2 separate regions of the Homo sapiens genome follow, and region 1 is linked to region 2. A link is a loop called in an ENCODE intact Hi-C map of the cell type or tissue named here. Cell type or tissue: GM12878. All regions are shown on one strand. Links, peaks and the distances in the headings refer to the core of each region. The heading gives the core; the rest is flanking DNA. Region 1 overlaps MYO9B (myosin IXB). Region 2 overlaps HAUS8 (HAUS augmin like complex subunit 8).

The links. Peaks named below come from ENCODE experiments on the same cell type or tissue, not always from the same donor. Only the 100,000 strongest peaks of a DNase experiment are listed, where the experiment ranks them.
Region 1: a loop joins it to region 2, with 11 times the contacts of the local background. A loop is called at or near these places in 21 of 110 quality-filtered maps.

What each region holds. Positions count from the first base shown.
Region 1 is chr19:17,201,090-17,213,904 of GRCh38, reverse strand. MYO9B (myosin IXB) reads right to left here. Exons shown (of 40, transcript NM_004145.4): 27 at 11,881-11,979; 28 at 11,602-11,775; 29 at 11,022-11,063; 30 at 10,647-10,758; 31 at 8,569-8,642; 32 at 7,753-7,945; 33 at 7,529-7,657; 34 at 7,121-7,226; 35 at 6,661-6,792; 36 at 4,196-4,319; 37 at 3,525-3,572; 38 at 3,057-3,190; 39 at 2,131-2,258; 40 at 619-2,010. The coding sequence ends at 1,595. Among named protein-coding and RNA genes, the nearest start is that of USE1, 7.9 kb to the left of the region's middle. RefSeq lists an enhancer at 3,092-3,597 and a silencer at 3,967-4,076. In GM12878, for the core only: a CTCF peak has its summit at 8,460 (motif pointing left); no DNase peak of the experiment used is centred there.
Region 2 is chr19:17,063,045-17,071,044 of GRCh38, reverse strand. It overlaps HAUS8 (HAUS augmin like complex subunit 8), which reads left to right. Exons shown (of 11, transcript NM_033417.2): 3 at 1,959-2,014. Among named protein-coding and RNA genes, the nearest start is that of HAUS8, 8.4 kb to the left of the region's middle. In GM12878, for the core only: CTCF peaks have their summits at 1,618 (motif pointing left) and 3,436 (motif pointing left); DNase peaks (open chromatin) are centred at 3,401 and 5,844; H3K27ac peaks cover 513 bases.

The sequences.
Region 1 (12,815 bases), core at 3,473-11,472, 140 kb before region 2:
GCTGCAGTGGGCCGAGATCGCGCCACTGCACTCCAGCCTGGGTGACAGAGCGAGACCGTGTTTCAAGAAAAAAACCCACAACAAACAATGGAGACCAAACCCAGGGCCCATCAAAGGGGCCTCTAGAGGCTGGCAGGGCAGAGTCTAAATCCCAGCCATGCCCCTCCCAACTGTGTGGCCTTGGAGAAGCCCCTCAACCTCTGGCATGTGCTGTCTGAACTTGGGTTCTTCACGGTGCCCCAACCAATACCAGCCAGCCAGTTCCCACGACTCCCATCCGATGGCAGCCTGGGAGCCCATCTGTTCCTGTCCTGCTGGGCCCACCAGGAACTGGCCACCTCTGCTGGATGGGTGGCTGCTGCAGCTGACATTTAGGCTCCAGAGGCTGGGCACTGAATCAGGGAGGCCAGAGAGGGCTGCCAGGACAGCAGGCGCTCCTGGCCAAGTGAGGCTCTGCTGGGAGCTCCCTGTTTGGTGGAGGATCAAGACAGAACTTTGAGGACAGTGTTCCACCCATATTCTGCACCCTTCTTGGCTGAGGCCACAGGGCAGACCCCCACCCACCGGCCCTGTTCTTCCAAGCCCGATCCCATATGAGCAGGCGTCCCATGCACACACTTCTCAGGCACTTTTTATTTCATGCTGTGCGGGGGCCCCTTGTCCCAGATTTGTGGCCACGTGTCCAGGTGTCTGGGGGAGTGGGCCAAGCCTGAGAGAGGAGGGCCCTGCTCCAGAGATCCCCAGGTTGTCCCTGTTGACCTATAGGGAGGTCTGACTTCAGGCGTTGCCCTCCTGACCCGTGAGCAGTCCTGAGTCGCTGGCTCCTATTCTGTCACACGGGGTGGGTAGTGCCAAAAGCAGCCTCCTGCAGCCCTTGGCGTCCGGAAGAGTGACAGCCACATTCAAGTCTCCCTGGCACGTGAGGTCCATGGTGCCCCTGACTCATGTCCTGGCTCCAGCCAATAGCCCAGACCCCCATGGAAGGTTCCAGCATGTGCAAAAATGCACATTGGCCAGGTGGCTGCCCCCCGGAGACATGTGTCAGAGAGGCACGGGTCAGGTGACCCAAGTGTCCAAAACTCTCATGGAGGGTCCCAGCCCATTGGCCACCCCAAGCCAACCACAGCAGGGTCTGAGCCTCAGACGCGCAGTGGCCTAGTGGCTTCTGCTCTGACAGCTCACGTCCAGGTTATAAGGGAGACGGGCAGCGTTAATAGAAAACTTTGTACATACACATATAAAAAACCATTTGGTCTTCCATTAAGGCTGTTACAGTTTAAAGTTACGTAAACCACGTACAAAGAAACAGTTAAACGTACAAAAAGGGGAGTGGGGAGATGTGAGGCCGCAGGTGGAGATGTGGTGCTCCCCACAGGTGCGTCCATGATTTGGGGGCTGCGTGCGAGGGGGCCTGGCTCCAGCCGGCCTCTCCCTGCCTTGACTCTGCACTTGGGGCCGGTGCCCACCTCACGTCACTCTTGAGCTTTTGATTCTGGATCCTTCTCTGAGGGCCGAACACTAGCTCTGCAGCTCTGGCGCCCAGCTCCAGTGCAGGGGCCGTCCTCGGACATGCAGACTTTGTCAGCTGTGGCTCTCAGCCATTGGTCTGGCCCGAGGCGGGGGGCAGGCAGTACGTTGGGGGATCCGAGTACCTCCGCTTGGCCCCAGGTGGCTGGCCATCCTCTTCTAGGGGCTCCAGGGCGCCCTGCACTGGCAGGTCTGCCCCGGGCGTGATGTACACGGAATGTATCTGGTCCGGGCGGCGGGCAGGTGGCTCCCGGCGCCGCACTGGGGCAGCCGCCTCCCGGGCACCCGGTGCCCAGCGAGGCAGGTGGGAGGGCAGGCCTGGTGGGAGCTTGATGTTGGCCGTGGGCATGATGGGGGTCCGCCGGGGGGTCTTCACTCTGACCGTTACGAAGGACGACGGCCTTCGTCGTGGAGGGGCGGCCACGGTGGGGAGGGGGCTCGGGGTGGGCGCGCCGGGGCAAGGGAGAGCAGGCGCAGGGGGCCCTTTTGAGAGACAGATGGCAGGGTTACTGCAGCTTCAGGGCCGGCAGCCGGAGGACCCTCGCCCTGGGGCCTGCTGGGATGGACGGGAAGGAGAAAAGCAGACGCTACCTTAATACTGACCTTCCGAGGCCCCCCGCCCGGCCCGCTCCTCCAGCAGGCTCTCGGTGCTGGCCGACGTCTCCGAGTCCAGGTTCTCCTCGTCCGAGCCCCTTGGGTCCAGCTCCGGCAGCCGGTAGGTGATGTCCTCCCTGGAGGAAAAAGGGTAGTGGTGTCCAAGGCCACCCCACCGGAAGTGCTGGGCCAGTGTGGAACAGAGCAGGCTGTCCTGCTCCTAGATGTAACTCTGTGTCCCCAACCTCCCCCCACCCCAAGCAGGAGGATTGCTTGAGCCCAGGAGTTTGAACCCAGCCTGGGCAACATAGGCGGACCCTGTTCTGCAAAAAGTAAAAAAAATTAGCCAGGCGTGGTGGTGTGCACCACCTGTGGTTCCGGCTACTGGGGAGGCTGAGGTGGGAGGACCCCGTGAGCCTAGGGGATTGTGGCTGCAGTGAACCGTGATCGCACCACTGCAATCCAGCCTGGGTGACAGAGAAAGACCCTGTCTCAGAAATAAAGGCCGAGTGCGGTGGCTCACGCCTGTAATCCCAACACTTTGGGAGGCCAAGGTGGGTGGATCACTTGAGGTCAGGAGTTCAAGACCAGCCTGGCCAATGTGGTGAAACCCTGTCTCTATTAAAAACACAAAATTAGCAGGGCATGGTGGTGGGCACCTGTAATCCCAGCTACTCGGAGGCTGAGGCAGAGAATCGCTTGAACCCGGGAGATGGAGGTTGCAGTGAGCCGAGATAGCACCACTGCACTCCAGCTGGGCGACAGAGCGAGACGCCGTCTCAAAAAAAAAAAAAAAAAAAAAAAAAGTGTTGTTTGCCCAGTGTTAGGGATGACAGGACCAAACCTGGCGAGGTCAAGCGGACCACCAGGGATGGAACCTGCACTCCAGCTTGCCCTAAACATGAAGGACTGAGGGAGGGGACTGAGCCACTTGCTTCTCCTCCTTGATGGACTGGATCCGTTCAATGAGAATCTCCTTTTCCCGGTCCTCATCGCCGCCGGCTGCCTCCTCCTCCAGCAGCACCTCCAGCTCCTCCTCCTGGATGTCCCGGGTCTTGGGGCTCTTGTTCTGAAACAAAGAAGCAAGGGGTCCCACTGACATCTCTGAGTGGGCGAGGTTACTGCCGGAGGTGTGAGCAGATCCCAGGAGGTTAGTTGTGATGTGAGTGTGCTGGGCTCTTAGTGAGACTTCTCTAGGAATCCCATGGGACAGAGTGGTGGTCATGTGGCCGATTAGTCGTCCTGAGCACAGAAGGTCAGCAGGCAAGGGGCCTCCCCAGCATGCACTTCCGGAAGGTTAGGACAGGCTCTGTCTATCCTACGAGGGGCCCAGGGCCCCAGGGAACCCCAGCATGCACTGCACCGGGAGACATGCACCGCGGGCCCACCGAACGCGTACATACCAGGACCCCCTCATAGGGAGACGAAAACCCCAGTTTGAGAGGCCATGGCTGGGAGAGAGATGAACACAGGGTGACCACACGGGCCAAGACAGACACAGGCATGAGCTGGGGATACATCCAATGACCGGTACCAAGATAGGGGGTCCCTGGTTCCCACAGGAGCCCAGAGCCCGTTCCCCACTAACACACCCCTGCACTGTGGGGCTGATTCTTCTGCTATGGGAACATTTCCCCGTGGGTAGGGCCCAGGTCAGAAGGGACAAGGCTGGACGCATGACCTGAACCACCAGCAAGCAGGAAGCTGGTCCCCCTACCTGCCCCACCTAGAGGAACATAATTGGAGTGAGGCTGAGCGAGGACCATCGTCTTTCGTTCAAGGCAGTAAGTCTGCCCCTACCTGCAGGGCCTGGTGGCCCCAGCCAGGCTGGTTGTGGCCAAGGGTGTGGTAGGAGTGGGCGGGGAACTGGGAAGGGAGGCCCCGCCCTGCTACCCGAGACCACACCCACTACCCGGTCCCATCCTCGGCATGGGAGGTCCTGCCCACCCAAGGCCCCGCCCACCAAGACCCCACTCACCAGCCTTCCCAGCAACAAAGCCACGCCCAAGGCCCTGCCCAGCACCAGGCTCCGCCCCACCAAAGAGGTCCCGCCCCCACGATCACCGGTACTCACAGCATTTTGTCGCAGGAGCGAAAGCCTGCGGAAGGCGATACTCTCTGCAGCCTCCAGTTGGCTGATCTCCTCCATCTTCACTTTGTATTTCCTCATCTGCTCCTTGATCAGCATCTCCACGCACCTACAGAGAAGGCCCACGGGAGGAAGTGACTCAGTTACCGCCCCGGGGACGTCTGAGGTCCAGGGAGATGCTAGCTGGTGCCTGGGGGGCAGTGGTTGAGGCTCAGAGACCAAGCAGTGCCTGGGACACGGCTGTGCCAGCTCCCATGCAGTGTGACCTTCGGCAGCTCACTCTACCTCTTTGAGCCTGTCTCCTGTCTCTGCACGCCTCCTTGTTTGAAGGAGGGTCAGAGTGAACTGAACCCCTTAGTCACCAGTAGGGTGGGAATTATCCTGCCTCGCAGAGAAGTACAAGCTGCTGGGCAGTTTGTCCCAGGGGCAATAGGCAGATGGCCCCAGGGGCTCCAGACATGGGCTGACCCACAGTATGCCCACTTGGTGGTCAAGGCCAGCCTGGTGTTGTCAGTATCAGAGGGTCTCAGCTCGGAGTGGTCAGTGTCAGAGGGACTCAGCTTGGAGTGGTCATTATTGGGAGGAACTCAGCCTGGAGTGGTCAGTATCAGAGGGACCCAGCTTGGAGTGGTCAGAACCAGAGGGACTCAGCTTGGAGTGGTCAGAACCAGAGGGACTCAGCTTGGAGTGGTCAGTACCAGAGGGACTCAGCCCGGAGTGTTCAGTGCCAGAGGGACTCAGCCCTGAGTGGTCAGTACCAGAGGGACTCAGCCCGGAGTGGCCAGTACCAGAGGGACTCAGTCCGGAGTGGTCAGTACCAGAGGGACTCAGTCTGGAGTGGTCAGTACCAGAGGGACTCAGGTTGGGTGAGCTCTGTGGTGCGACCTGCAGGGGCTGCTGCTTGTTCCTTATCCTCCCGTGACAGGACGCTTTGTAGCAGAGAGAGGAATCCACTACCATTCACCTATCATCCAGCCTTTGTTAAAAGTTCTGTTTTAGGCTGGAAGCGGTGGCTCACGGCGGATCACAAGGTCAGGAGATCGAGAACATCCTGGCTAACATAGTGAAACCTCGTCTCTACTAAAAATACAAAAAATTAGCCGGGCGTGGTGGTGGACGCCTGTAGTCCCAGCTACTTGGGAGGCTGAGTCAGGAGAATGGCGTGAACCCGGGAGGCGGAGCTTGCAGTGAGCCGAGATCGTGCCACTGCACTCCAGCCTGGGAGACAGAGTGAGACTCCGTCTCAAAAAGAAAAAAAAAAGTTCTGTTTTAGTACAATGGGGTGTGCTCATTAAAGCACATTCAAAAAGACACAACTGCTGGGGCCACTGCCATCTGGATTTTTTTTTTTTTTTTGAGACGGAGTCTCGCTCTGTCGCCCAGGCTGGAGTGCAGTGGCGTGATCTCAGCTCACTGCAACCTCCACCTCCTGGGTTCAAGCAATTATCCTGCCTCAGCCTCCCGAGTAGCTGGGATTACAGGCGCCTGCCACCACACCTGGCTAGTTTATATATATATTTTTTATTTTTTTAAATTTTCTTTTTGAGACGGAGTCTCACTCTGTTGCCCAGCTGGAGTGCAGTGGTGCGATCTCAGCTCAATGTAGCCTCCACCTCCCAGTAGCTGGCATTATAGGCACATGCCACCAGGCCTGGCTAATTTTTGTATTTTGTTTTTTTTTTTTGAGATAGAGTTTCGCTTTTGTTGCCCAGGCTGGAGTGCAATGGCATGATCTCAGCTCACTGCAACCTCCGCCTCCTGGATTCAAGTGATTCTCCTGCCTCAGCCTCCCAAGTAGCTGGGATTACAGGCATGCGCCACCACGCCCGGCTAATTTTGCATTTTTAGTAGAGACAGGATTTCTCCATGTTGGTCAGGCTCGTCTCGAACTCCCGACCGCAGGTCATCTGCCCGTCTCGGTCTCCCAAAGTGCTGGATTACAGGCGTGAGCCACCTCGTCCAGCCTAATTTTTGTATTTTTAATAGAGATGGGGTCTCACCATGTTGGTCAGGCTGGTCTCAAACTCCTGGCTTCAAGTGATCCACCCACCTCGCCCTCCCAAAGTGCTGGGATTACAGGTGTGAGCCACCACGCCTGGCCTAATTTTTAAATTTTTTGTAGAGACAAAAATTTAAATTTTTATATTTAAATAAAAATTTGAATTTAAAAATTTAAATTTGGAAATTTAAATTTTTATATTTAAATACAAATTTCCAATTTCAAATTTTTTGTAGGGTCTTGCTATGTTGCCCAGGCTGGTCTCGAACTCCTGGCCTCAAGTGATCCTCTTGCCTTGGCCTCCCAAAGTAGCTAGGATTACAGGTGTGAACCGCTGCACTCGGCTCTGGACTTTTCTTACACATTTATTTACACAGGGATGGATGGAGCTGTCGTGGGGTCCTGGGTGGGGCTGCCCTGAGCATGCCTCCGGGGCAGGGTGGGCACTCACGTGGTGATCTTGAGGACGTCCTTCATGCTGGTCAGCGGGTCCGAGTTGTCAGGGCAGCGCAGGAGGCAGGGTGCGAAGATAATGGCCAGCGCCCCAGGTGACATGCGGTTGACATCCTCGAGCAGGGCCACCCTGCACAGCCACTGGCAGTTAGAGGATGGCTAGGGCCGAGGGAGGGAGGTACCAGGGAGCCCCGAGACTGAACTTCTGAGCCCTGGGGTGGCTGTTGGGAAAGCAGTGCCACAGCCCAGCACTGGGAGATGCTTCCGCAGCACAGAGAGGTACCTCAAGGGACCCGGGCGGCCCAGCAGCCTGGCCCCCTCCCAGAACCCCCAACAGTGGTCTGCATCCTGGTTCGAAACCACCACAGAACGCCAGCTCGGGTCCTCCTGGGAAATGCTGCCTCGCGGGTTCCCAATGCGACCCTAACCCCACAGAGGGCAGGTGGGGAGGCACTTGCTTGACAAGGTGGAAGATGAGTCTCTCCAGGGAGTTGTGGTTGGCTTCTGGAAGGTGCTCCAGGACGGCATAGATGGCAGCCAGCTGCTCCTGCTTCTCCGGCAGCTCTGCAGGCAGTGGGGTTTGAGGACGTCAGCTCCCAAGGGTCCCCAAGGTGCCTGTTGTCCCCACCAACACGACCTGAGATGCACAGGTGCCATCCACCCTGTGGTGCCCAGGCAAGAATGGATGGCTACAGAGGTGTCCTGGCCCCACCCCAAACTGGGGACCCGGTTTGGCTGGGCCGACTGCTTTGGGCCTCAGTTTCTCAGTTTGTGAACTGGGTGGTCCTGCCTCCTGGGCTGGTCACAGCGAACGCTGTATCCTGGCTGTGGCCACCTGCTGCCACCCGCACCGCCATGGGGCTCACCGACGGCTCGGAGGAAGTCGCCGTACTGTGCGAAGGTCATGAGGGGCTCGGGCAGCTCCCGCAGCCACTGCTTCAGCACCCCTGTGATGGCGTGGATGGGGAAGTTCTCCAGCTTGACTGCTGCGGGGTCTGTGGGGTGGGTGGGGTGGGTCTGGTGAGCGGCGCACTGGCAGGACGGCTGTGCCTGGGGCCTGGCACTGCACCCACCTGCCCACAGCGCCCACCTGTCTGCAGCGCCTGCCGGAGCTCCCGAGTGCGGTTGGCAGCACCCGACTTGCGGTAGAGGCCCTCGGTGTACAGGCCGTGCATCTCCACGTGTTCCAGGAGCTTCTCCAGCACGATGGGCACCGAGGCCTTGTCGCTGGTCAGGCTGTCTACGCACACGCCGAAGTGGCCAGGCTCAACGCCTGGCTCGCCCTGCAGTGCCGGGGTTGGGGGTCAGGTCTGGGCCTGGCTGTCTTCCTCTCCAGCTGTCTCTGGGGGCCTCTGCCTCCTGGTCCCGCACAAGGCCCTCAGGGCTTCCTCTGCTGTTCTGTCCCTCCCTGTCTCCTTCTGCGTGGTTGTTGGGGGTGTGGGGCTGCAGAAGTCAAGGCCAGCATGGCAGCCACTGGGCAGGGGCTTCCTTTGTAGGCCACCCAAGGCATGGGTGGTCCTTCGTGGGGAGAGAGCTATAACCTAGCCCCCACAGCCACCTCACAGAAGTAGACCCTGACTCTTGCTGCACCCCCAGCACCCAGGACCCCAACCTTATGCACAGAGTTGGGGGGCCTCCCTCTGCATGGCTCAGGACTCTCTCAGGAGCAAGGATGAGCAGGGCTGGGGGAGCTGAGACACACACACAGGCCTGGGCCCTGCCTGAGGGCCTCAAGGAGTTTGTACAGAACCGGGGACAATGGTGTGTTCTGCAGAACCAGAGGCCACAGCCGCCCCCTACTGGCTGCTCAATGCTTCGCTTGGCCCTCACATCAAGCACCACCTCCTGGTGCACCTGGCCGTGAGTGGAGTGTCATTGTAGAAAGTTCCAGGCCTCGTACACTCACCTTCCTCCCGTAGGTGTAGGAGCAGTGGCTCTGAATCTTGTGCACGCACTTCTTGTGGCAGGTCATCTTGCACACTAGGAGGTCCACAGGGTGGGAGTCACAGAGGGTGCTGGGGACCCCAGATTCCTGCAGCCACCCACCCAGCTGGCCGGGGGCCGCCAATTGCCTTCTTTTTTTTTTTTTTTTGAGATGGAGTCTCACTCTTGTTCTCAGGCTAGAGCGCAATGGCGTGATCTCGGCTCACTGCAACCTCCGCCTCCCGGGTTCAAGTGATTCTCCTGCCTCGGCCTCCCGAGTAGCTGGGATTACAGGTGTGCGCCACCACGCCTGGCTAATTTTGTATTTTTAGTAGCGACAGGGTTTCTCCATGCTGGTCAGGCTGGTCTCGAACTACCGACCTCAGGTGATCTGCCCACCTCGGCCTCCCAAAGTGTTGGGATTAGAGGCGTAAGCCACTGCACCTGGCCTGGATTGCCTTCTTTTTGGTTTCTCTTTTTCTTTTTGAGACAGGGTCTCACTCTGTCACCCAGGCTAGAGTGCAGTGGCACTATCATAGCTCACTGGAGCCTTGACCTCCCAGGCCCAGGTGATCCTCCCAAGTAGCTGGCACTACAGGCGTGCACCACCGTGCCTGGCTAATTTCTGTATTTTTTTTTGTATAGATGGGGTCTTGCCATGTTGCCCAGGTTGATTTAGAACTCCTGAGTTCAAGCGACCCTCCCGCCCCAGCCTCCCAAAGTGCTGGGATTACAGGTGTGAGCCACTGTGCCTGGCCTGCCAACTTCTAAACCCACACTGCAGGAACCTGTGCCCTGACTCCTGAGAGAGGAGGCTGTGTGGACAAACTTCATAGCTCCAAGGTGGCCATTCATGGCCTCAGACCCAGCCTGGCTAGCGGAACCATGAGCAGGTGTTTGTGGGGACCTGTGACATCCTTGCCCCAAGTCCCCAAGGCCACCTACTGGCAGAACTAAAGGTCTAAAGGTCCTGCCAGGAGGTGGCCTTGGGGACTTGGGACGAAGATGTCACGGGGCAAAGACAATGCTGCTTTTCCTTCTTCCAACCACACTGAATCCCAGGCCACCCAGCTGACGCCTTGCAGAGGGTACACTGGTTACGCTAAAGAAGAGAGTGTCTGGCACCTGGCAAGGATGGAATCAGGTGAGGGGACGGGCCTGGGTCCCGCATCCTTATCTCAGGACCATGACAACTGACTGTTGGACAGATGTGGGGTGGTGGGGCTGCCTTCTGGGCTGAAAAGACCCTGGCCCAAATGGTTCTGGCAGAAAAACACATGTAGGAGAGGCCCTCTTGACCCTGCTGGGCCTCTGGAGGCTGCCTGGGCTTGGGTACTGACTTGGCCATATCAAAGCTGTGTGAGCATGGATCAGCTGGGTCATTCCTGGGCCCTGTCTCTTAGGGTCCCCTGGGGCTGAGTCTGGCCTACAGGGGAGGGACCGTGAGGAGCCTGGGGAAGGAGGGGCCGATGGTTCAGGCGGTGGAGCAGCGTGTACAGAGACAGAGAGGCAGGGCCCACGAGGAGAGGAGGCTGCAGATGTGGGTGGGTGCTGGCTACTGGGGGCCTTGGGGCCAGCTGAGAATTGGGCTCTGCTCCTCCGGTGATGGTGGACGGTTTGAGGGGGTGGGATATGGCTGGGACAACGGTCCAGAAAGATCTGACCTGGTGGCTGGGCTGGGGTGAAGACCTTTTTTTTTTTTTTTTTGAGACAGAGTCTTGCTCTGTTGCCCAGGTTAGGGTGCAGTGGCGCGATCTCGACTCACTGCAACCTTCGCCTCCCAGGTTCAAGTGATTCTCCTGCCTCAGCCTCCCGAGTAGCTGGGATTACAGGTGCCCACTACTGTGCCCAGATAATTTTTGTATTTTTAGTAGTGATGAGGTTTCACCATCTTGGCCAGGCTGGTCTCAAACTCCTGACCTCGTTATCCACCTGCCTCGGCCTCCCAAAGTGCTGGGATTACAGGTGTGAGCCACCCCGCCTGGCCCTGAAGACCTCTTGAGCAGTGAGGGGTGGTGGGGGACATGGAGGGTTTTGGGGCCTGGTGGGGGAGCCACTCACCGCTGCAGAGCAGGGCCTTGTCCATGAGCCAGATATAGGAGAGGCACTGCTCGCACGACTGCGGGATGCTAACCTGGTAGCTGGCGAACACGTGCCCGTTGTGCTCCTGGACCTGTGAGGCCAGAGGAAGGCGCTGGGCAGGGAAAGGGGAAGGCAGCCCTCCCCAGCCACTGGTGGATGACGACCCATGGGATCTCAGGGGTGACTTATTCAAGACTACGGCTCCGTATATGCCGGGGGAAAAACACACTCACACGTGTCCACGCACACATACGCGTGCAGACGGGCCCATGCGCACATTGACACTGACACACACGTGCATGCTCCTGCCAATGTTCGCCTGCTCGGACTCTCATCTATGTGCAGCCTACTCACAGCACGCTCCTGCTTCCGCTTCTTCTTCTGAGCTTTGCTCTGCTGTGAGGAACACAAGGAGGAGGTTGGCGGGGGCCCCCCTGGGAAGAGCCCCAACCCACCCCTGGCACCCCATAACTCAGGCGTGTGGGTACCCTGAACCCTCCCTCACCTGGAGTGGCATCATTGTCCCTAACGCCCCCATTCAGACACCCCAGACCCAGAAGTGAGGCTCTGTTGGGGAGGGTGCAGGGCTCCCCACCAGGAGGTAGGTGTGGCACAAATGGGCACGGCATGGTATAGGTGGGCATGGCATGTAATCATGGCAAGGGATGGGTAGGCATAGCATGTTGCATGTCATAGGCGTGGCATGGCATGGGTGGGTGTGGCATGTCAGGTGGGTGTGGCATAAGTGATCATGGTGAGGCACAGGTAAGCATGGCATAAGTGGATCAAGTCATGGCACAGTGGCTGTGGTATGGGCAGGGCATGGGTGGGTGTGGCATAAGCATGGTGAGGCATGGGTGGGCGTGGCTAAGGATGGCGAGGCATGGGTAGGCGTGGCATGTCACAGGTGGGCGTGGCATGCTGGGCTGCCCACCTTCACTGGCTCGAAGTCGTTCTTGGTGTAGCCACGGGTGAACTCATCTAGCAGTGACTGGAAGAGGTTGAGGACCAGGTTGGTGTCCTTCTGGCCACGCTCAGTGGCCAGGTTGCTGACGACGATCTGGTAGTTCTCCATCAGATCCTTGTAGCCCACGTGGATCTTCCCGTTCTGTAGGAATGCTAGGCGTCACCCTGCAGGCCTGGGCAAGGGGCGGATGGGAATGACGGGTCTGAGCAGGGTATGGGAAAGGCTGAAGGCCGGGCCGCCACATACCGGGACAGAGTACATCGTTTTGATGTTGCTCCTGAACTTCTCGGTGGCTTCGATAAACAAGCTCTCAATGGGCGTCTTCTGGGAACGGAGGTCATTTATCTGGAAGGGGAGAGGAACTGACCCTGCGTGCCTCAGGCCTGGGGACCTGCGTACCCGAGGAGGTGCCCAAGGGGTCACTTCTATCCTCTCTTAAGTCATCCCCTAGGCTCTCGGGATAAAATCCAGTCCCTCTGGCCAAGCCTGGTCTCTCATCTTGTCAACCCAGAGTTAAAGCCACTGACATTGAGGGCAGGACTACTCTCCACATTGGGGCCTGCCCTGTGTACCACAGCAGGTTAAGCAGCATCCCTGGCCTCCACCCACCAGATGCCAACAGCGCCCTCCCCTGAGGCTGTGATAACCCCAATGTCCCCAGACATTGCCAGTGTTCCCTGGCGGACAGAATCCCCCCTAGATGAGAGCTACAGGTCAGTTCAGGCCCTTCCTGCTGCCCCACACAGGGGCTCAACACCCAGCCATACCTTAGGATGGGGATGCCTGGAATGGCCTGGTAATTTCAAGATGCCTCTACTCCTAGCAGGGTTTCCTGATCCTTCTGTGTCCCCATCGGCCCCCTGTGCCCGCTGTGCAGCTCCCAAATGTAGCTCTATCTGCTGCAGGATTGCCCACCCCCCACCCCCACGGGGTATAACCCTCCTGAGGGCAGCCACAGCTTGTTCGCCTCCACTTCTGTTGCACACAGTGCTTCATCAATCTTTGCTTTGAGACCAAATATGCATTATTATTTTTTTTGAGCCAGGGTCTTGCTCTGTCACCCAGGCTGGAGTGCAGTGCTGCGATCGTGGCTTGTGGTGCCTCGACCTCTTGGGCTCAAGCGATCTTCCTGCCTCAGCCCCCAGGAGCTGGGACTACAGGTGTGCACCACCACTCCAGCT
Region 2 (8,000 bases), core at 1-8,000:
AGGCTGGAGTGCAATGGCACGATCTCGGCTCACTGCAGCCTCTGCCTCCTGGATTCCAGTGATTCTCCTGCCTCAGTCTCCCAAGTAGCTGGGATTACAGGCACATGCCACCACGCCTGGCTAATTTCTGTAGTTTTAGTAGAGACGGGGTTTCTCCATGTTGGCCAGGCTGATCGCGAACTCCTGACCTCAGGTGATCCGCCTGCCTTGGCCTCCCAAAGTGCTGGGATTACAGGCGTGAGCCACTACGCCTGGCCTAGAATCATTCATTTGACATATTATCGAGTGCCTACCCCGTACCAGGTGGTGGAACATAGCAGCGAGCGAAGGAGACAAAAATCCTGGGCCCCTGGGGCTCTAGGGAGGAGGTGGGCATTGCATGAGAACCGTAAGGAGGCTGTGGGGTTGCTAGATGATGACAGATGCTGTGACGAAATGGCAGGCAGAGACAAGTGTGCTGTGGTCTGAACTGAGCAGAGCCTTGAGAGAGGGAGGTGCCTGCAGGGGGATGCACAGCAAGGGGGTCCACGCGGCAGAGCGGCTGAATAGAGCAAGTGAGAGGTGACAAAGTGATAAGGTTAGAGGCAAGTTGTTGGTGGCACAGGGTCCAGAAGGTTCCCGGAGGCACTTAGGCTTCCTGAGCCCATGGACCCAGCACGCCAGCCTGTCTCAGCCCTGAAGGGCAGTTGGAGGCTGATGGAAGGTTTCAGGAAGCAGGGAACGAGCAGTGGTTGTGCCTGGTGGTTCAGATGACCAGGACTGAGAATGGACTGCTGGGCTCAGGAGCAAGGGAGGTCACGGTGGTCTTGTCCAAAGGTGTTCTGGTGCGGTGGTGTGTCTGCAAGCTGGATTGTGGGGGGCGGGATTCAAGGGAAGGAGAAAGGAGAGAAAGGGGAGCTGGTGAATAAAGAACTTGGGGTGTTTGCTGTCAAGGGGATGGGAGAAATGGGGGGAGGCAGAGAGTGCAGGTAGGAGGAAGAATGACCTCCAGCATCTGGTGGAGAGAGGAGCTGTGGGGATTCAGGCAGGGAGGTGGGAGTTGCGGGGCATTTCCTTTTGGAAGTGAGGGCTGGGCTTTAGCGCCCAGAATGGGGGGCGCTTTATCTGGGAGCACAAAGGTCCATTCACAGGGCCGGGGGAATGCAGCCATCAGGACTGGAGGTGGCTGGATGTGGTGGCGGGAGGGTCTCCTGGGGCCACTTCTGTCTTCCCAGTGAAGGAGGAAACAGGTCACCTGCTGAGACCAAGGGTTGGGCCTGGCGTAGGAGGTGGGAGGAACAGTTTTGAGGGAGGGGTCCGGGAGAGGGCTGGGGGACAGAATGGGACTAACCGGATCCAGTTCAGACCCCTACCTCCAGAAGCTGGGGTGACAGGTGGCATTTGTTCCATCCACAGTCACGCTCCCAGGAGTAGCCCTGGAAGGGGACCTGGGGTTGGGCTGTCACTAGGGATTTGGCTCTGTCTGAAGAGGGCCTGGGTGTTGGGCATGTCTCAGGGCAGGGGGTCCCAAACTGAGTAAGGGGCGGGGGGAGTAAAAGGTAGTACCAGGAGTGAGTCCTAGACACACAGGCGGGGGAAGGGGCCATTGGGGTCACACGAGATGGGAGGAAGGAGGAAGCCACCTGGAGGCCGTCAGTGAAAGCTCTTTCTTCTTTCCCTCCCGCTTGTCTGAGTGCACTTGCAGCTTTGACCTTGGAGGGTGTTCCTTGATCTTACTTCCTCAGGAACTCTGTGACTCCACACATGGCTTGGGACTTGCATACAGTAGGCGTCCCATGCATGCTTGAGGCTGCCGAAGGACGTGATCAGAGGCGAGCAGGAGGAGTGGTGACCTCCTCTGTTCTGGTCACTGAGTGGAGAGGGCCCCTGGCATCTGGGTCTCCGGGGCGTGGGGTCTGGGTGTGTGGGGTCTTCGGTCCTTTGTAGTTTTGTTGTGCACCAACAGTGTGTCCCCACAGGTGGAAGAGTGATTGAGTCCCGGTATCTGCAGTATGAAAAGAAGACAACCCAAAAGGTAAGGCCGCACCCAGCTTCCATTTGCAGCAGTTCTGAGCAAGGTTCTGAGCAACTGGAATTCCGAAACTAGTCATGGGAGGTGGTCACAACCTGGTCCTGAAGGAAGCATTTTGGGATCTTCACTCAGGTGCTTTTGAGACCATCAGCCCTTCATGCTGCCAGTTGTGAGTCTGTCATCGACGGCTCATGGCTATAAGCATCTCTTTTACGAAGCTGTGATCTCCATTGAAACATGGTATCGTTCTTACCCTTTTTTTTTGTTTTTGAGGCAAGGTCTCTCTCTGTTGCCCAGGCTGGAGTGCAGTGTGATCACGACTCACTGCAGCCTCAGCCTCCCAGGCTCAAGCCATCTTCCCACCTGAGCCTTCTGAGTAACTGGGACGAAAGGCGTGTGCTACCACACCAGCTAATTTTTAAACGTTTTTGTAGAGACAGGGTCTCCCTATGTTGCCCAGGCTGATCTTGAGCTACTGAGCTCAAGTGATGCTCCCGCCTCGGCCTCCCAAAATGTTGGGATTACAAGTGTGAGCCCTGGCGCCCAGCCTGTTCTTGCCTTTCAACCCAGTTAATTCGCTTTCTGGATTCTGAAGCTGTCTTATCCAGTGCCCAGCACACAGTTCTTGGTGTCTGGCTGGTATTTAAAAACAGCTACTTTGGGAGGCCGAGGTGGGCGGATCACTTGAGGCTAGGAGTTCGAGACCAGCCTGGCCAACATGGCGAAACCCCGTCTCAACTAAAAATACAAAAATTAGCCGGATGCAGTGGCGTGCACCTGTAATCCCAGCTACTCAGGAGGCTGAGGCAGGAGAATCGCTTGAACCTGGGAGGCAGAGGTTGCAGTGAGCCAAGATTGAACCACTGCACTCCAGCCTTGGCGACAGAGCGAGACCCTGACCCGTGTCTTCAAAAAAAAAAAAAAAAAAAAAAAAGAATAAAATAAAAAAACAGGTTTTTAGAGAAAAACTATGGGAAAAATGACATCCTTCGATCACTCCGAATTGGAGTAAGAGTTTAGTGAACTATTGTGTAGGCAAACCATGAAATATCGTGAAACCATTGAAAGTAATGGCATGAAAGATATTTAACCACGTGAGAACGTGCTTTGTGTGAGAGTTCGTGGGAGCAATCAGTAGATTATACAATTATATATTTTCTTTCAGTGAAGTCAAGGTTGGATTCTTCCCTCTGCTTTCCAAATCTTGGTTTATGATAAAATTAAGTCAAATTCCCACTGCCTGTCTTCCACTCTGGGTGGCTGGTGGGTTCTCGACCCTGTGACTTAAGATTCGGCTTGAGAAAAGAGGATACCTTTGCACAAACAGATACTCTTCTCAGAGCAGTTTTCAACAAAGGGTCACAGTCTTCCACGCTCCAAATTTTCATGTTGTTGCCAAGACTTGGTTACAGCGCCCCCGTGTGTCTGCGTGCTGTAACATTTTAGCCCTTTAGATCTTTTCTGTTTTTCCCCCCATTTTAAAAATCAGGGTGTCATTTACATGGAGTCAGCATCCCCCTTTTCAGCATAGGGTCTTGCCTGTTTTGACAGACATAGACAGTCATGGAACCGCCTCTATAATCAAGCTACAGAACGAGTCATCCCTAAATCCCCTTGTGCTCTGATAGGACCAGCCCCTCTCCCACCCCCAGGCAACCACAGATTGGCTTTCTGAATCTGCATTTTTGCCTTTTTTAGAAGGTCATATCTGTGGCATCACAGTTTGTAGCCCTTGCCTCTGACTCCTGACACTTAGCAGAGTGCCTTTCAAGTTCCTCTGTGTTGCATGTATTGCATGTAGGTGCTTCCTTCCTTTTTTTTTTTTTTTTGAGATGGAGTCTCGCTCTGTTGCCCAGGCTGGAGTGCAGTAGTGCGATCTCGGCTCACTGCAACCTCCGCCTTCTGGATTCAAGCCATTCTCCTTCCTCAGCCTCCCGAGTAGCTGGGATTACAGGTGTGTGCCACCCCACCTGGCTAATTTTTGTATTTTTAGTAGAGACAGGGTTTCAGCATGTTGGCCAGGCTGGTCTCGAACTCCTGGCCTCAAATGATCCACCTGCCTCAGCCTCCCAAAATGCTGGGATTACAGGCATGAGCCGCCATGCCCGGCCTGGTTCCTTCTTATGGCCGAATAGTATTCCATCAAGTGGATGGACCACGTTGTGTTCATCTGTTCATTGATTGACAGGCAGTCAGTTGGTTTCCTGTCTTGGTGATTATGAATAAAGCCTCCGTAAACATTCTTGTGTATTTTTCTGTGTAGACGTGGTTTTATTTCTCCCAGGAGGAGGATTGCTGGCTCGTAGAAAAACTCAAACTGTGTTTCCTATTCTCCCACTCAACAACAGTCAACACAGGACTTCTGAGGGTTCCCCCACCAGCAAGCAGCAGCCACCAGCTGGGTATCTTCCAATTCAATTCTGACACACTACCTGGAAATAGCATCAGAACCTATAGGGTGAGGGCTCAGTCTCCAAGACTGCCCCTCTTCTGCCTCTAGAACTTCTGACCAACCAAGTTCAAGTTGGGATTCCCATGACCCCCCTCTTTGGGTTCAGTTAATTTGCAGGAGTGACTCACAGAACTCAAGGAAACACTTAGGTTTACCAGTTTATTATAAAGGATATTATAAAGGATACAGATGGAGCCAAGTGTGGTGGCTCATGCCTGAAATCCCAGCAATTTGGGAGGTCGAAATGGGAGGATTGCTTGAGGCCAGGAGTTCCAAACTAGCATGGGCGAGACCCCGTCTCTGAAATTTTTTTTTTTTCATTAGCCAAGTGGCTGGGCATGGTGACTTAGGCCTGTAATCCCAGCACTTTGGGAGGTCAAGGTGGGAAGATTGCTTGAGCCTGAGTTTGAGGCCAGCCTGGGCAACATAGCAAGACCCTACCTCTACAAAAAAATAAAAATAGCTGTGCGTAGTGGTGAGTGCTTATAGTCCCAGCTACTCGGGAGGCTGAGGCAGGAAGATCATTTGAGCCAAGGAGGTTGAGTCTGCAGTGAGCCACTGCACTCCATCTTGAGTGACAGTGAGATCCTGTCTCTTTTTTTTTTTTTTAGAAGATAAGAGATGTGTAGAGTGAGATATGGGGGGAAGGCGCACAGAGCTTCCATGGCCTGTTCGGGCATACCACCCTTTGGGAATCTCCACGTGTTAGCTATCTGATCTGAAGTCTCTCCAAGCTCTGTGCTTTTTTTTTTTTTTTTGAGATAGAGCCTCGCTCTGTCGCCCAGTCTGGAATGCAGTGGTGCGATCTTGGCTCACTGCAACCTCTGCCTCCCGGGTTCAAGCTATTCTGCCTCAGCCTCTGGAGTAGCTGGGATTACAGGCGCATGCCACCACACCCAGCTAATTTTGTATTTTTAGTAGAGACGGGGTTTCTCCATGTTGGTCAGGCTGGTCTCGAACTCCTGACCTCGTGATCTGCCCACCTCGGCCTCTCAAAGTGCTGGGATTACAGGCATGAGCCACCACGCCCAGCTCCTTTGGGTTTTTATAGAGTCTTCATGACTTAGGCACGATTGAAGCATGGACAGCCCTGTGGAAATGTGATTGGTCAAAAAGGGCATGCTTTAAACCCAGCAAGTCCTGTCTGTTCAGATTCTTCTTGGCCTCTGTTGCGTTTTTTCCTCTGGGGTATGAGGCAGGACCCTCTCTGGCAGGTGAAAGGAGTGTGGGAGGTCAGAGAGATCCTGCTTACTGTAACAAGGGTTTATAGGAGTTACAAGCCATGAGTTGTAGATGAAAACATCTCTATATAATGGTAACAGGAAACTACCTGTTATCCACAGTGGCTGCACCATCTTTATGTTCCCACTAGGCACATAGATGAAAAGTGCAAGTTGTTACTTTCACATTCTAGCCAGTCTTGTGGGTGTGAAGTGATACTTCATTGTGGTTTTCATTTGTGTTTTCATAATAGCCGATGATATTGAGCATCTTTTCATGTGCTTATTTGCCATTCCTGTATCTTTGCGGATGTGTCTGTTGAGATCTTTTGTCCAGTTTTAAATTGAGTTGTTTTCTTGTTACTGAGTTTTGAGGGTGCTTTCTATATTCTGGATACCAGCTCTTTGTGGTGCTTTGCAAATATTTTCTTCTAGTCTGGCTTGTCTTTTCATGCTGTTAAGTGCTTTAATTTAAGAGGCAGTAGTTGACGATTTCGATGAAGCCCATTTGATCACTTTCCCCATTTGTGGATTGTGCTTTTGGAGTCTTATCCAGGATATCTCCACCTAATCCAAGATCACAGATTTTTCTCCTGTTTTCTTGTACGAGTTTTGTAGTTTAGGTTTTACTTTTAAGTCTGTGAGTTAGTTTTTGTGTATGGTGTGATGTTTAAATCAAAGTTCGTTTTTTCATGTATGGGTGTTCAGTTGTTGTAATCCCATTTATTGAAATGATTTTCCTTTTTCCCGTTGTATTCTCTCATCATCTCTGTCAAATACCAGTTGACCATGTATGTGCACATCATGTCTGGGCTCTGTTCTTTTCCATTGTTCTATGTATGCATCCTTATGCTAGTTCCACACTGCTGAGGTTACTGTAGCTTTGCACTAAGTCCTGAGAACAGGTAATGTGAGACCTCTCACTGTGCTTTTCCGAGACTGTTTAGTCTCTTCTCGTTCCTTTGGCTTTCCATAGAGATTTTAGAATTGTCATTTTCTAGCAAAATATCTGCTGGATTTTGATTATATTGAATCCATAAATCAGGGCAAATGCCTTCTTAATAAAAGCGAGTCTTTCAATCCATGAACATGGTATGCTTCTCCATTTATTTAGATCTTCCTGGATTTCCTCCAACATTGTTTTGTAGCTTCCAGATTATAGATCTTACACATATTTTATTTGGTTTATAACTAAGCATTTGGTGTTTAGTGCCATTGTATATGGTACTCTATTTTAATTTCAATCTCCAAACTTGTTCATTGCTACTTCATTGCTAGAAATATGAATTTTTACATATTGATCGTGTGTCCTGCACCCCTGCTGTATTAGAGTTCTCCAGAGAAACAGAACCAATAAGAGAGGCTTATAAAAGGATATGAATATATAAAAGGAGATTTATTTACACGGGATTGGCTCATGTGATTATGGAGGCTGAGAAATCCCAGGATCTGCTGTCTGCAAACTGGAGAGCCAGGAAGGTTGGTGGTTTAGTTCAGTGTGAGTCTGAAGGGCTGAGACCAGGGGAGCCAAAGGTGTAAGTCCCAGTTTGAGGACAGGTCAGGAGATGGGGTAAGATGTCTCAGCTCAACCAGGCAAGCAGGAAGCAAAAGGTATGAATTTCTCCTCCTTCCACTGTTTTGTTGTATTCAGGCCCTCAAGGGATTGGATGGTGCCCATACACACTGGGGAGGGCAGTTTATTGCATCCACCAATTCAAATGCTGATCTCATTAGTAAACACCCTCACAGACACACCCAAAAATGTTCAGTCTGGGGCACCCCATATCCAGTCAAGTTCACACACAAAATTGAAAGAAAACTCTTGTTAAACTTACTAATTTTAATAGCAGTTTTGAAGATGTTCGGGGATTTCCTACATGAAAAATTACGTTTGTAAGAACAGAGTTTTACTTTTCCTTTTCAACCTGTTTGCCTTTTACTTCTTATCTGAGGACCTCCACTGTGATATTGAATGAGAGTGGTGTCTGTGCGTCGTCATGTCGTTGCTCTGGTCTTGCTCTGTCTCCCAGGATGGGGTGCAGTGGTGTGATGGCTCACTGCAGCCTCAAACCCCTGGACCCGAGCGATCCTCCCAACTCAGCCTCCTGAGTAGCTGGGACCACAGGCGGGAGCCACTGCACCTGGCCATTGCTCTTTATAAGATTTTTGTTTTGCTTTTGGTTATTAGAAGGCCAGTGCTCCATGTGTTTCTTTAAAAAAATATTTTTTGACAACATATGTGTAAAAACTTTGTTTCTCCTGATGACCAAAGTTATATGTTCTCTCTGGAAAACTAGCAAATACTTAAATGTGTCTA